Linked DNA regions of Homo sapiens: region 2 is linked to region 1. Evidence: read pairs that join two places in POLR2A ChIA-PET (ENCODE). Cell type or tissue: PC-9. All regions are shown on one strand.

Evidence for each region. Peaks named below come from ENCODE experiments on the same cell type or tissue, not always from the same donor. Only the 100,000 strongest peaks of a DNase experiment are listed, where the experiment ranks them.
Region 2: POLR2A ChIA-PET joins it to region 1 with 7 read pairs; 2 of 35 experiments call an interaction of 5 or more read pairs at or near these places.

Annotation. Positions count from the first base shown.
Region 1 is chr22:32,423,819-32,431,818 of GRCh38, forward strand. BPIFC (BPI fold containing family C) reads right to left here. Exons shown (of 17, transcript NM_174932.3): 13 at 7,529-7,596. Among named protein-coding and RNA genes, the nearest start is that of RTCB, 16 kb to the left of the region's middle. In PC-9, no CTCF peak of the experiment used is centred here; no DNase peak of the experiment used is centred here; H3K27me3 peaks cover 4,298 bases.
Region 2 is chr22:32,899,367-32,907,366 of GRCh38, forward strand. All of the region lies in intron 4 of SYN3 (synapsin III), which reads right to left. Among named protein-coding and RNA genes, the nearest start is that of TIMP3, 100 kb to the left of the region's middle. In PC-9, no CTCF peak of the experiment used is centred here; a DNase peak (open chromatin) is centred at 4,875.

The sequences.
Region 1 (8,000 bases):
TTGGCCTCTGAAGTAATCTAAAATATGTCTACTATGTGGGCCAAACTGTACTGAGGTTGCCTCCAAAGAGAAGTATGTTTGGAACAACTCTCAATTGTAAATAGAGCAGTGAGTCTGGTTTAAAACTCCACAGCTTTAAAAACCATCCTGACTTGTCATGTCTCTTGGGATCAGTTTCTCCCTGTTATTTGGTCAAAATTTGATCTTAGAATGGGGAAAAAGAATGAAATACTAGTACTACTAGGAACAAATATTTCTGGATCAATGACTATATGCTGACTGTTGTGCTAAGTGATTTACATACATTATCTCATCCACCCATACAACAACCCTATGGAGGGGTGTTCTGTTTTGCTAATGAGGAAACTGATACTTAACGAGGTTAAGTAACTTGCTTAAGGTCACTAGGTAGCAAGTGGCAGAGGTAGAATTCAAATCCAGATATGCCTGACTCCAGAGACTGTGCTCTTAACTAGACATGCTCAAAGAGTTCAAGTGTATTATTAGAATTGCTAGTTTTTTACTTTCTTCACCATTTTCTCCCCTTGATTCCTTGATGCGGTGACAAAAGTGCTGTGTGTTTTTTTCTATTTCAGCACAACCAGTTCCAGTGTTTTCTCTTTCTTTTATCAATGCTGAATATTGAAAAAGGGCATGCTGCCTGTTTCAACTTAGCGTGACTCCATGCTTATGGGTTTCCTCTTCCAGGCAAGGGTATAAAGGTATTTATTTCCTAAATCTTAAGTGTTATTTTCTTTCTTCTTCTTCTTCTTCTTCTTCTTCTCCTCCTCCTCCTCCTCCTCCTCCTCCTCTTCTTCTTCTTCTCTTCTTCTTCTTCTTCTTCTTCTTCTTCTTCTTCTTCTTCTTCTTCTTCCTCTTCTTCTTCCTCTTCTTCTTCCTCTTCTTCTTCCTCTTCTTCTTCCTCTTCTTCTTCCTCTTCTTCTTCTTCTTCTTCTTCTTCTTCTTCTTCCTTTTTTTTTGAGACGGAGTTTTGCTCTTGTCGCCCAGGCTAGAGTGCAGTGGTGTGATCTCGGCTCACTGCAACCTCCGCTTCCTGCATTCAAGCGATTCTCCTGCCTCAGCCTCCAGAGTAGCTGGGATTACAGGCATGCACCACCATGCCCAGCTAATTTTTGTATTATTAGTAGAGATGGAGTTTCACCATGTTGGCCAGGCTGGTCTCGAACTCCTGACCTCAGATGATTCACCTGCCTCGGCCTCCCAAAGTGCTGAGATTATAGGCGTGAGCCACCACGCCTGGCCTTGCCTTATTTTCTAAGTCAAAGCTCTTCACTACATCAAAGGCAGTATACTGTGGTAAGTAAATACTCACTGCTTTGAAAGCGGACTCACCCAGGTTCAAGTTCTGGCTCAGCCATTCAATAGCTCTGTGACCTTCAGTAAGTTATTTAATCTCTACAAACTGTAAAATGGGGATAATAGTACCTACCTCTAGGACCGTTCATTTAATCTACTGACATTTATTGAGCACTGTGCCAGGCCCTGGAGACACAGAGTTGTAAGATTTAAAATGAAATAATAGAGGTGTTGGGCTTGGCACAGGACCTAGTAGATGACAAAGATCCAATAATAAACAATAGCCATGAATTATACAAAAAAGGACTATTTCTTAGCTATCCATGGGCAGGATACAGGGGAGCGAAGTGTATTCTGAATCAGGGGACTCTGGAAATGATCTTGTACGATTGAGCACCTCCTTGTCCTGGCTGAGGCTATCTCTAAATTTGAAATCATAGTCAAAGCCAACAGCTAAGAAATAGTCTTTTTTTGGTACAGTTCATGACTATTCTTTATTATTGGGCCTTTACCGTCTATTAGGTCCCGTGCCAAGCCCGGTGCCTCTGTCATTTCATTTAAACCTTACAACTCCGTGTCTCCAGGGCCTGGAACAGTGCACAATAATGGTCAATAGATTAAATGAATGGTCCTGGAGGTAGGTACTATTATTCCCGTTTTATGCTTTATGGAGATTAAATAACTTACACCCAAGATCACAGAGCTATTGAATGGCAACCACACACTTTACCTGTATTAACTCTCATACTTCTCACAACCTTCTCCTGAAGTAGTCTTTATTACACCATTTTACAGAGGAGGAAATGGAGTCCAAGAGAGGTTAAGAAACTCGCCTGAGATGCCAGAGCTAATTAGTGGCAGCACTGGGATCAGAACCAGACCAGCTAGTCTGACTCCAAAGCCTGTGATCCTACAGTCTGTCTAGACCACCAACACGGGGTTTGTCTCTGATTTCTGTATTTGCTGTCTATGCAGCCAGCCCCGAGCAGCTCCAGGAAGAGGCACATTCAGGCAGGGGATAGTTAGAGAGGCCATGTTGTTCTGGGGAGAGTAATTTGGAGCCCCCGTGTTCCCTGGTTCTTCTCAGGGATGTTCCACTGATCTCCACCCACTTGATCCTTTTCCTGCTGCATCTCTCTGATATCACCCAAGACCAAACCAGCTCATCTTGAAAAGCCTGGGGAGCCCAGGAGTGGAGGAGCCAGCTGGGGCAGCCTGCATGGGAGGCAGGGCTAGGGATCCTACTGCCAGAGCCCAGGGCTGTCATTTCAACACAGCCTTGGCTCCTCTGCAAAGTCTTGCCTCCTGGTTTGGCTGCTTTAAACCTGAGTGAGGCCCAGCCCACCTGCCTTGCCCCCAGCCTGCTCACTGCCTGAGGTTTGCTATAACACCCCATGCAGGAGACACCCTCACTTGTGCTTAGAAGCCCCCTGTGCTTGGTTTAATGCCTTGCCATCTCTATCTTAAAATTCTTGACCAGGCACGGTGGCTCACGCCTGTAATCCCAGCACTTTGGGAGGCCGAGGCGGGTGGATCACCTGAGGTCAGGAGTTCGAGACCAGCCTGGCCAACATGGCGAAACCCCGTCTCTACTAAAAATACAAAAATCAGCCATGTGTGGTGGCACACGCCTGTAATCCCAGCTACCCAGGAGGCTGAGGCAGGAGGATCACTGGAACCCGGGGTGCAGAAGCTCCAGTGAACCAAGATCGTGCCACTGCACTCCAGCCCTGGCAACAGAGCAAGACTCTGTCTGAAAAAAAAAAAAGAAAGAAAGAAAAAAGAAATTCTTAATCCTTTTGAAAAGAGGCTCTGCATTTTCATTTTGCAGTGGGCCCTGCAAATTATGTAGCCAGCCCTGCTCAGACCCAGCTAAGGCATCAGAGCACCAGAAGTCTGCCCAGCGGAGAATTTCCAGGAGACTGCTGGGCAACAGACAACAAGCCAGAGGTCCTAATTTCAGGGTTCATGTTCATGAGGTCAAAGAACTCTGTGGACTGTAGGAAGCCAAGAGAATGAATTCACACATTTCCGGGATGATGTAAATTTATCGGCTTAAAACAGTTTTTTCTATTACTCCCATAAATAAACATAACAGCCATTGAACGTGCTGTTGCTTACTAGTATTATAGAAACATTAGAGATAAGGCTCAGTTTGATTTAAGCAGAAAAGTGAACCTGGTCTCCATGCTTCTTAAAGTCTTTTGCACCTTCTTGCCACAACCCTGAAGTTGAATCATGATTAAATTCTTCCTTGAGATCCTGCCAGTAAACCAGACACCTGCTCAGATGCAAGTGTTGTTTCTACCTTCTCTAGGAACCTTCTGCCTCAGTTAGCAGCCCTGCCCCTGTGCCCCGCCCCGCATCACTCCCCATTTCCAGCCTTTCCTTTCCTCCTGGTTCTTTCCTCTTTGTTTCCCAACAGACTGAGCATCACGGTCCCGATGCTCAGGCAATGCTATCCAGATTCTCTCCTTCCTTCCGCTCGTGGCCGATCTCAGATGCTGCCAATTTCTCACCTTTGGTTCCTTCCCCCCTCACCCTCATGCTCTCTGGCTTTCATCCTCTGTATTAGAACTGCCAAATATCACACCTGTAATCCCAGCACTTTGGGAGGCCAAGGTGGGTTGATCACGAGGTCAAAAGATCAAGACCATCCTGGCCAACATGGTGAAACCCCGTCTCTACTAAAACTACAAAAATTAGCTGGGCGTGGTGGCGTGCGCCTGTAGTCCCACCTGCTCAGGAGGCTGAGGCAGGAGAATCACTTGAACCTGGGAGGCAGAGGTTGCAGTAAGCCCAGATCGTGCCACTGCACTCCAGCCTGGGTGACAGAGCGAGATTCTGTCTCAAAACAAAACAGAACAAAACAAAACAAAAAAGAACTGCCAGATAAAGATCACTCTTCATGGTTCAGAGTTTCATCAGCCTGATTCCCTGGAAATGGGGTCACCTCATGACTTCTGGAGGCCTGAGGCACTTTTGTCTTTGGGGACCTTTCTTCTGTTAAAAAAAATGAAAATTATATTTTATAACTATTTGATATAAAGATAAGTATGATCAAGTCTAAATTGTATTCATTTTTAAAAATTATTATTTTAAAATACATTAAAACGTGTGTGTGTGTGTGTGTGCGCGCGCGTGTGTGTGTGTGTGTGTGCTTTTGGACAGGGTCTTGCTCTGTCGCCCAGATTGAGATCATAGCTCACTGCAGCCTCGACTTCTTGGGCTCAGGCAATCCATTCACCTTGGCCTCCCAAAGTGCTGGGATTACAGGTGTGTGCCACCCTGCCCGGCCTCTCATGGGCTTTTAAAGTATTGTGGCTCTAGGCACTGTGCCTATTGTGCCTAAAGGAAGCTAATGAAGAAGTCAGGACTGCTTTGAAGGGCTTGGTAAATGCGAGTAAACCTTCGTAAAACCTTTTCTTTCTGGGAAACCATACTACTTTAAACAAACAAACAAACAAACAAAACATTGTATTTCTGGGCATGGTGGCTCACGCCTGTAATCCCAGCACTTTGGGAGGCCGAGGCCCCAGATCGCCTGAGGTCAGGAGTTTGAGACCAGCCTGGCCAACATGGTGAAACCCCATCTCTACTAAAAAATACAAAAATTAGCCAGGTGTGGTGGCAGGCGCCTGTAATCCCAGCTACTTGGCGGGCTGAGGCAGGAGAATCACTTGAACCCGGGAGGCGGAGGTTGTAGTGAGCCGAGATCGCACCCCTGCACTCCAGCCTGGGTGACAGAGTAACACTCCATCTCAAAAAAAAACAAAATTATATTCCCTTTGTTGGAAAAACAATATACTTACAAAGAAAATTTTAATGAAAAAAGAACCCTCTCATAATCCCATATCCTAATACAACTCTTCATTTTCAGTTTTGTGATTCACTTCCTTGTCCAGATGCAAAGCTATTTTCCTCTTCCGGATGCAAAGCTATTTTCCTCTTCCAGATGCAAAGCTATTTTATACAATTAACAGCTGTTGTGTTTGTGCAGTTTTGTATTCTGTTTTTTCCATTTAACATAATTTTCTTGAAAACATTTTCCATGTTTCTTTTCTTTTTTTCTTTTTCTTTTTTTTTTCTGAGATGGAGTCTCGCTCTGTCCCCCAGGCTGGAGTGCAGTGGCGCCATCTCGGCTCACTGCAAGCTCGGCCTCCCGAGTTCACGCCATTGTCTTGCCTCAGCCTCCCAAGCAGCTGGAGCTACAGGCGCCCGCCACCACGCCCAGCTAATTTTTTGCATTTTCAGTAGAGACGGGGTTTCACCATGTTAGCCAGGATGGTCTCGATCTCCTGACCTCATGATCCGCTCGCCTCAGCCTCCCAAAGTGCTGGGATTACAGGCGTGAGCCATGGCAACTGGCCTTTGTTTTTTTTTTTTTTTTTTTTTTTTTTTCATGAAGTCCCGCTCTGTTGCCCAGGCTGGAGTGCAGTGGCGCAATCTCTGCTCACCACAACCTCCACCTCCCGGCTTCAAGCAATTCTTCTGTCTCAGGCTCCCGAGTAGCTGGGATTACAGGCACATGCTACCATGCCCGGCTAATTTTTGTATTTTTAGTAGAGATGGGGTTTCACTATGTTGGCCAGGCTGGTCTCGAACTCCTGACCTCATCATCTACTTGTCTCGTCCTCCCAAAGTGCTGGGATTACAGGTGTGAGCGACCGCGCCTGGCCATTTTCCATGTTTCCACAATAGACTTCATAACTACCACGTTGACTTGTGATTGATTTACTCCCCCTCTGCTGGTTTCTCAGATCTTTTCTGACTCTGCTTACGTCTGTTTCATTGCTTCCTTTTCTTCCATACATTTAGTCTATGCCGTCTAATCTTTCTGTAAATTCTCCCCCCAGGTAGTCTGATGGATGACTTCAACTACCAGCTTTATAGGGCTGAGGAAAATGGGCTTTGCAGACGGTTCTGCCGAATGGCACTTAGTGGTCAATGATCTGCGTCTGTGGCCTGCACATGGCCTTTCACCGTGTGTCACATGCATTTGACAGTCAGACAGGCCATGGGGAAGATCTTGTTAACTTCTCTGTTCTAGTAATGGGATCAGATGGTCAGAGTCTGAAGGTACCTTAGGCATGATCCAGTTCAACTTCCTTATTTGCAGATAAGGAAACTGAGGCTCAAGGAGGTTAACAGACTGGATCACAGTCATAGAGCCTGTGAATAAGGACTGGAAACTTGGTTCCTTAACTCCCAAAGCTTTATGCTCTTTCCTCACTAGCATGCTCTATGAATTTGATAAAGAAGAACTGAAGTTTATATTGCTGTACCATTAGAATGTACACTTCTATTACAGAATTATATATATATTCTTTGTATGTTTATATAAAATAAATAAAAATAAAATATAGGAAATAAATATAATATATAAAACATAATATATTTTATAAAATGTTTTATATAAATATAAAAATATATTTATTACATATGTAATATTTTATGTATTTAATTTGTATATGTATATAAAATATATAATATAAAATATGTGAGAGAGATATATTTTTTTGAGAGACAAGGTCTCATTCTATTGCTCAGGTTGGAGTGCAGTGGCACGATCATAGCTCACTGTAATCTCAAACTCCTGGGCTCAAGCAATTCTTCCCTCTCAGCTTCCTGAGTAGTTGGGATTACAGCGGTGCACACCACGCCTAGCTAATTTTTAAAAAAGCTTTTGTAGAGATGAGGTCTCACTTTGTTGCCCAGGCTGGGCTCAAACTCCTGGCCTCAAGCAATCCTCCCACTCCCAAATTGCTGGGATTACAGGTGAGAGCCTGTAAGATGGCACCTGACCATATTACAAAATTATATTTATAATTATTTTGTTCCCTATTTTATTTTTATGTTACTATAATGGAAAAAAGAAAAGCTTGACAGTACCATTTTTAGTAAAGTACATACTTTAAAGTTATCTGGCCCATTACAGGAGAGGTGCTTAACTGACTCATGTTCACACAATGGTTAACGTCCCTTTTTTTTTTTTTTTGAGACAGAGTCTCACTGTCACCCAGGCTGGAGTGCAGTGGTGTGATCTTGGCTTACTGCAACCTCTGCCTCCCGGGTTCAAGCGATTCTCCTGCCTCAGCCTCCTGAGTAGCTGAGATTACAGATCACTTGTTTTCTTAATGGTCACTTTGTCTCTGATCAGTTGACTCACTTATTACTAAGGTGCCCCAACAGTCAAATTGATTGATCTTACCTGTTCAGAGACAAGGAGCAGACCAGTCTTTGTCCCAAAATAACCAGGCCAACACTGGTACTAGCAACCTATAGACAATAAAAGCATTTATTATTAAGACGAGTGAGTGTCAATTTTGGCCATCAGTATAATTTCCAATAGTTGAAACATTATAAGCCCAACATTCCCCCTTAGTGTAAAGACATTGGAAGTCTAAAAGACATTGGAAATACAGACCTCTGAAAATCCTGTCTTGTAGTTAGGGAAGCTACCTGCAAAGACTTTTTGTTTGATGATCTCCTTTGAATTTTTTTTTTCTCCTAATCGCTCTTCTTTATGTATGTGTGTGTATGTGCCTATGTGCGTATGACATTTTTGTTAGGTTTATTATGTCCTTCTATCAGATTGCATTTGGCCTTCATTTGCTCAAGTAAAAATGAATTCTACCTTGATTGACTTATTTAGATTAAAAAAAAAGAGAGAATTCCAGCTG
Region 2 (8,000 bases), 480 kb after region 1:
AGTGGTTTTGAAATGGGGTTTAGGAGAAGAAATCCTTTTGTAAGCAGGAGTGGGACTGGGGAACGGAGGCGTTAATCAAGTGAGACTTTCATACAACTGAGAAAAGGTTAACTTCCCCCTAAAGAAGGAGCGTGTGTGCAGGGAATGAGGGGTTGGTCCATGATGGAGGTTATGGGCCCACCAGTGGCCTCTATATGGCTTTATCTAGAGCATTTCTGAATTCATCCACTTAAAATTTAATTAGGAAAAAGGGTTATTCTGCTTAAAATTAAATTAGCTTGGAAACACCACATATAATAAGGCCTGGAGTTAAAATGCTGGGTTCTTGTCCTGGCCCTGAAACTCACTAGCCAGAAACCCTGAACAAGTCAATTTCCCTCTTTTGAGCCTTCGTTCTTTTACAGTTAAAACAAGGAAGTCGGCCGGGCGCGGTGGCTCACGCCTGTAATCCCAGCACTTTGGGAGGCCGAGGCGGGTGGATCATGAGGTCAGGAGATCGAGACCATCCTGGCTAACAAGGTGAAACCCCGTCTCTACTAAAAATATAAAAAATTAGCCGGGCGCGGTGGCGGGCGCCTGTAGTCCCAGCTACTCGGGAGGCTGAGGCAGGAGAATGGCGTGAACCCGGGAGGCGGAGCTTGCGGTGAGCCGAGATTGCGCCACTGCAGTCCGCAGTCCGGCCTGGGCGACAGAGCGAGACTCCGTCTCAAAAAAAAAAAAAAAAAAAACAAGGAAGTCAGATGGTATACTTCTGGGGCCTTTATTAGCTAAAATATTCTGAGAGAGCGTGACCTTCTAGTACTGTCTCCCATGGAACTGTCCTGGTGAAACCCAGAGATCAGCTCATGAAGATGGACTTGAGGCAAGAGAGAGCTGAAATGAAATTGGGCTTGAGTTGCCACTCAGCCCAGCACCATCTTTTCAGATCCTTGTTCTGAAGCAGCAGATCCTCTTCATCTTTTCAGCCCTGAAGGAATCCCTTACATCCGGGTCACTGCAAAGTTCCGGGCAAATTTCCTGACAAACTTCTGTTCATTTTTTAAAACCCATTGTAAATGTTATGGTCATTTGTTCATTCAATAAACATTTATTGAATAAATACTCTGTGCCAGGTGTTCTTCTAAGGGATTTGGCAGTGAACAACAAAAACAACAAAAATCCATGCCTTCTATATTTTAAGAGACATCCTTTTTTGACCAACTAGCCTTTTGCATAGACTTTGATAGTTTTACTGTTCTAAGTGACATGTCGGCTTCCCTATTAGACTGTAAGCTCTATGAGGCCAAGAACTGTATATACTCCTCACTTCATCCCCAGTTTCCCAATGGAATACCTGGCAGACTGCCTGTATTTTTCTCTTCCTGAGGATTTAAAGACCTGGACATGTATACTATGGTCATTATCTCACCATCCTAGCCAGGAAATTGACATTTATTTAGCATTTTTTTCTGGGAAGACTTACTGCCTAGTACTTTCCTACTTATATTCTAAGATGGCACATTTAATTATTTGATCAATATCTGCCCCTTGTCCATTAGACTATCAGCTACATGACGGCAGCGGAAATATTTGGTTTACTGATGCAGCAACAGCATCCAATAGATGTATCTAGCATACAGGTAGCACTCATAAATGTTTGCTGAATGAGTGTTAGGATATGGAGAGGAAAATGTGGTGATGCAAAATTATGCAATTTGCAGTCTTTAATGCTGATCAGTCTAGCTGGGTACTGGGAGCACACAGATGGTGTATGCTTAAAAGCTTATGAATAGGAGTTGGCATTTTAATACAGTAACAAGTACTTGAACATTGACTAATACACAGTTGCGTGTGACAAAGTGCCACATTTCTGGTATAGATAAGTGCTGGAAAACAGGCTTTGGAGCCAGTGAGATCTGAGTTCAAATCTTAATTGTGCTTCTTAGAGGCTGGGTTGTTGGGTGATACTTAATCCACCTGAACATCAGTTTCCTCACTGGGACATGAGCACTGAATTAGCAAGTATATAGTACAGTGTCTGGCTTTTAGTTGATGCTACATAAATGTTAGTGCTTCTTACTTCTTGCCACTAAAGAGAATCTTGTCCCTCCTTTCAGGCCCAAGTCCAATTCCTTATCTTGGTGAACCCTTCCCTCACTGCACAGCTCACAGTCATCCTGCTTGTCTTGGAGCTCCTCTCATAATGATCAGCCAAGCATCCTGCTTCACATATTTAGCTTTCTATTTATCAAATACTTTCAATGTGCCTAATATGCACCATAGCCTCGTGTAGATGTTTTACAGGTTTTAGTTTCTTAATCCCCAGGACAACCCTCCGAAGTCGGTTCCCATTTTACAGATGAGGAAAATGGCACCAGTGAGATGTCACTAACTTGCCCGAGGGCACACAACTGGGAAGCAGTCCTGCCAGTATTTAAATCCAGGCAGTCTAGCTGCAGATGCTGCATTTGGAAACCCAAGGGCCACATGGCCTTTCTGCCTTACGATGTCAACCAATCATGGTTTGAGCTGGGCCAGCCTTGCTGGCTGGAGCTGAAGCTACTGAAGGGGAGGACAGCCCAGCTCCTGCCTCCCAGCATCTCTGTTCTTCTGAGGAGAGCAGAGCCCCTCTTGGAAAGGGCCCATTCCAAGGTCTCAAAGATTTCTCTATGAGATCTGGGAGGCTGCACAGCTTTGTTGGGCACATGAGAATGGAACCAGAAGACCCCCAACTCTACACCCAATTCCTCACCATGGAAAGGAAGTGGAGGCACCTTCCAGGCAGCCCCCTAGGTGGCGGCTGTTCCCAACACACATTTATTTAGCATGAGCCTAGGGCTTGGTTCTGGGGATAAATTCTTAAGCAAGACAATATGAAACAACTGAAATAATTTGAAACAATATGATGAGCTTAAAATCCATGCAGTCCCCAAATTCCAGGCTGGTCTGGGTCAAGGGAGAATGTAGTCAGTGAGGGTTTCTAAGCACAAGTGAGCAGTAACAAGGAATCAGGAAGATGGGTGTGAGTTGGCCATGCCAAAGATATTTTCTGGAGCTGGGATGGCAACATGGGTATTCCAGGCAAGACTGGCCAATACCTCCAAGGTCTGAAGATAGAGGAAGCCATTTGAAATACCTTCTCCATTCAATCTCTGCAATCTTGTGAAAAATTCATTGGTTTTTTATTAGCCTATTTTTCAGATGGGAAAATTGAGGCCCAGGTTGTACCTTGCTTATGATCACCTTGCTAATAAATGGTAGAGCTGTTCACTCCAAAGCATTCACACCAGCTTCTGAGAATAGAGGCTTTTATAAAACAAGCAAATGCAAGGAGGATGGGACTCGTGGGCAGGTTCATGGGACTAGGTTCTAACTGAAGATGTGGTACCGTCACTGACCATGGGAAAATTACTGGAACTTTCTGAGCTCCTTTTTCCACATCTGTTGGCAAATAGAGAAGATCTGAATATGTCTCAAGTCAGAGTTTGCAAAACAGTATGCTGCATTAAGCATAACCCCTGGAGACAAAAAAAAAAAAAAAAGTTGGTGGTCCTGGATGTATTTTACTGAGGAGGACACTGAGGTTTAGAGCAGTTAATAACTTTCCCAGTTTACATGGCTAAAATGTGACAGTGCCAGAATTTAAACTACGGTGGTTTGGATTCAGAATCACAGTCTTAAAAAACACGCTCTCTACTGTTTTTCGAGTACAGAGAAATGATAATTGATGCTCAGCCCCTATGTCTGGGATACATTAGGGAGTGGTGGGGACTCTGGTGAGCTATAGAGTCCATGCTCTGACTAAAGGTACACTCCTGTGACTGACCTTGAGTAAGACCAGTGAATGTTTGGTGCCCCAATTTTCTCTACCCTAAAATTGCTATAATTATCTCTTCATCTCATAGGGTTGTTTTGAAGACTAAATTAATTAACATGCCTGGCACATAGTAAACATTATGTAAGTGCAAGCTGTTATGACCTGTGAGGTGATCTTTGTTTTACACATTCGTTTTTTTAAAAAATACCCATCTAACAAGTTCTATGTCTTAAACATTCAAAACACCTACTTATATATAGTACAGGGAACTGCGCACACCACTGACGATCAAGTTTTGACAACTGTTCTGGGGCCTTTTCCTCCTCCTTCTGAGCAACACTAGAGCTTGTGGGTAGGGGGAGGGGGCTTGGGAAAAGAATTGAGCTCTCCAGGCCACAAGCCATGCGCTTCGCACATCAGCAGCAGCCTCCATAGCTGGCTGCTGTAGCCCCTCACAGAGCTCATGGTTACCATCGGCCTCCAGGCTGTAAAGAATGTGAGGTGCAATGGGCAGCCTTCCAGGTACCCAAGAAGGGAGGCTTCATCCTTTCAGGATGTCTCAGGCTTCAGATAAAACCCTTCCTGTGTTCCAGCTCATAGCTGGCAGGGGCAATCGGCAATGACTGACGACAATGGGTGACTTGTCAAAAAGATGTGTGTGTGAACCAAATGCCAGCTAGCTGGAGCAAAGCATGCATTCAGGAGGCTGGTGGGAAGACCATCAACTGCACAATGGTTTGTTTTGCACCTACTATGTATTGGGCCCCGGGCCAGGCCCAGTACATAGTAGTACATACATTTCAGGAGGTGGTGAAATTAATAATAATAGTAGTTCACCTGTATTTACTGCCTCAGAGCACCACAACAGACATTATTTCTCTTAATCCTTGGCACAAGTCTATGATGTAAGCAGGCCTCATTTCCTTGCTTTAAAGGTGGGTAATAAATGAGACTTGTTTAAAGTTATAAATTATGGCAGAGATATTTGGCCAAGCTTGTTTCCTTTTCCACCTGGGTATCCCCATCTGGACTACATTTCCCAGCAGGCCTTGTGGTTGAGTGTGGGCATGTGACAGAGTTCTGGCCAATGGGATGAATGGAATGCTAGTGATACTGCAATATGGCTCTGCGAGGCCTGGCCCATAAAAATCTTTCCAAGCAGTCTATCCTCTCCTCCTCCCTTGGCTAGCAGATGCAGAGAGTCTGCAGAGGGCTCTGAGTACCTAGCGATGGTGGAGTCACAAGATGGAAGGCGCCTGGTTGGATTCCTGAGGAACTCTGAAGAAGGTCGTCTGCTGAATGCCACACTCTACTCTTGATTGAGTGAGACCTAGGCTTCTTTTGTGTTAGACCACCAAGTTTTTTGTTTTTTTTTTTCATAACAGATAGCCTGCCCTAATATACACAGTAAAAGCAGAATTGGGGTTTTAGAGGCATTTTGCTTGTACATGTGACAGTTTTTTCGACCATCTTCCAAACAGGCAGAAAAATCTCCTTATGCATATAGAGTCTTGGGATTTTATAAAGCATTTGAACAAGTAATGGGACAGTTTCTTCCTTCCACTCCACGCAACACTTGGACTGTGGACTCTTGTCCACTGTGGGAAGCTTTCAGGTGGGGTAAGATGTCTGGGCTAGCCACAGCTCTGGTATCATTTGCTCAGCCCTTCGCAATTGTCCTGGTAGACAATAAAGTGTCAGTGTTGTAAGGCATTCTTTGCATGCAATGAATTAACTTCCCTCCTGTCCATGGATAATGGTACAAATTATATACCGTCCCTCAGAGAACTGTGAAAATAGTCATCATTATGTGCTTTTGTGTTCTGTGGTTCAGATGAGAACCCCCAATTGCAAGCCCCTTCCCCTCTCTGAGCTTCAGTTTTCTCATCTATAAAACCACAGGGTGGAATTAAGTGAACTAAAGAGTCTCTTGCGAGCTCGAATTTGCTATACTCTCACAAAAAAGCAATATTTTGTATGAGTCAGACACTGTCCCACATTATTTCACTTAGTCATTGAAATGAAGGAGGATACAAATAAGGTATTTTGGGGAAAATAATAGAGAAACTGGAATTGCCCACCTTCAGTTGTTTCCTCCAAAGTTTCTATTCAATAAACTTTAGGGGAGTGGCAAAGTGGTACACAGTATTACTCTAACTTGCAACTTCACTGAGCCTGCAATCTAGGTGGGAGGACAAAAACCACACTTAGGGAACCAATAAATGTCCCAGAGCATAAGGCAAAGAGTCTGCATGGTCAGGAAGACAAAGGGGGACAGAGGGAAAGAGACCTACCTTGGTTGCCACCCTCCACCCTGCCTCAAATTCCTGACTGCAGACACAGTTACGCTCTGAGCACTTGCTGTGCGCCAGACACTGGCTGGGTGTTTTGCTTTCACACTGCATTTGATTCTCACAGGCGCATTGCCAGGAGGGCATGATTCTATCTGGTTAAAGAAGTGGAGCTTAGGAGGCACATGGTCAGTAAGTCACTTATCCAAGGCTCCCACATAGCTGATAAGTACCAGAGCCACAGGGTTTGAAGCAGGTCTGTGTGGCTGCAAGAGCCTGTATTCCCTGCACTCTGCCTCTGCCCTCCTATATGGGCAGCTCTGGCCTGAGATTCAAGCTGCACTAACTTCCCCGGGTCTTGAAGAAGAGATACTGGCACCCCCTCTAAGGGTTCGTGCCCTTTCATTCATGAATCACAGTCAGGTATCCTGAGGAAACCTCAGCTTGCAGGGCATCCCATGGCAGAGAGGTCGGACATTCACAGAGAGGTGCAGCAGGTTTGGTATCATTGGCAGAGCCCTGGATATTCTAACTGGGAAACTCTGGTACAAAAATTCCAAGGTTTGCACAGCTAGAGGCCCATGGGAAAGACCTAGGAGCAGCTGAAACTAACTGACCCCACCTGGAAGCAGATCCCCTCCAAGGACACAGAGGGAAGAAAAGCGGCAGGAAGTAGCTGGTCTGGTTGTTCTCAGGAAGGCGCACGACCTGGAAGAGAGAAACGTCTTTCCCTGCAAACAACGATCTGGCATTTCTCAGTGTGTGCTCCTGGGACCCTCTGCAACACAGCTCACTTAGCATGTTGAAAAAGGGGATTCTTGGGCCTCAAACACAATGAATCAAGATCCCCTGGAGTGGGGAACAGGAACCTGCATTTAGCCAAGCTCATCAGATAGTTCTAATGCTCACCAGGATTTAAAAATGGAAAATTCCACTTATTTGAAATGATTCTACTTAGTTCTTCCTTAGATGCCCTATTCATTCCTGCCATTTTGCCCATCAGTGATGCTTAACCCCAGGGGAAAAATAGTAAATATATTAATATCTTTTTTTAACTTTAAGTTCTGGGATACATGTGCAGAATGTGCAGGTTTGTTACATAGGTACACATGTGCCATAGTGGTTTGCTGCACCTATCAACCCATCACCTAGGTTTTAAGTCCTGCATGCATTAGGCATTTGTCCTAATGCTCACCCTCCCCTTGCCCCCCACCCCCCGACAGGCCCGGGTGTGTGATGTTCCCCTCCCTGTGTCCATGTGTTCCCATTGTTCAACTCCCACTAATGAATGAGAACATGAGGTGTTTGGTTTTCTCTTCCTGTGTTAGTTTGCTGAGAATGATGGCTTCCAGCTTCATCCATGTCCCTACAAAGGACATGAACTCATCCTCTTTTATGGCTGCATAGTATTCCATGGTGTATATGTGCCACATTTTCTTTATCCAGTCTATCATTGATGGGCATGTGGGTTGGTTCAAAGTCTTTGCTATTATGAATAGTGCTGCAATAAACATACATGTGCATGTGTCTTTATAATAGAATGATTTATAATCCTTTGGGTGTATACTCAATAGTGGGATTGCTGGGTCAAATGGTATTTCTGGTTCTAGATCATTGAGGAATCACCACACTGTCTTCCACAATGGTTGAACTAATTTACATTCCCACCATTAATTAATAGATATATTTATATCTATTGTGTGCTCATCATGTGTCCCAGATTCCTGTAAGCATTTTAAGTGAATTAAGTCATTTAATATCCTCACAACATCCTTCTAAGGAAGGTACTTTCACTAGCCTAGGATTACATATAAGGGAACTGAGGCACAGAGAAGCTAAGAAGCTGTGAAAAGCCACACAGTAAGTGGCTGGGCCAGAACATGGACCCAGGCAGTCTGATTCCCAAGCTTGAC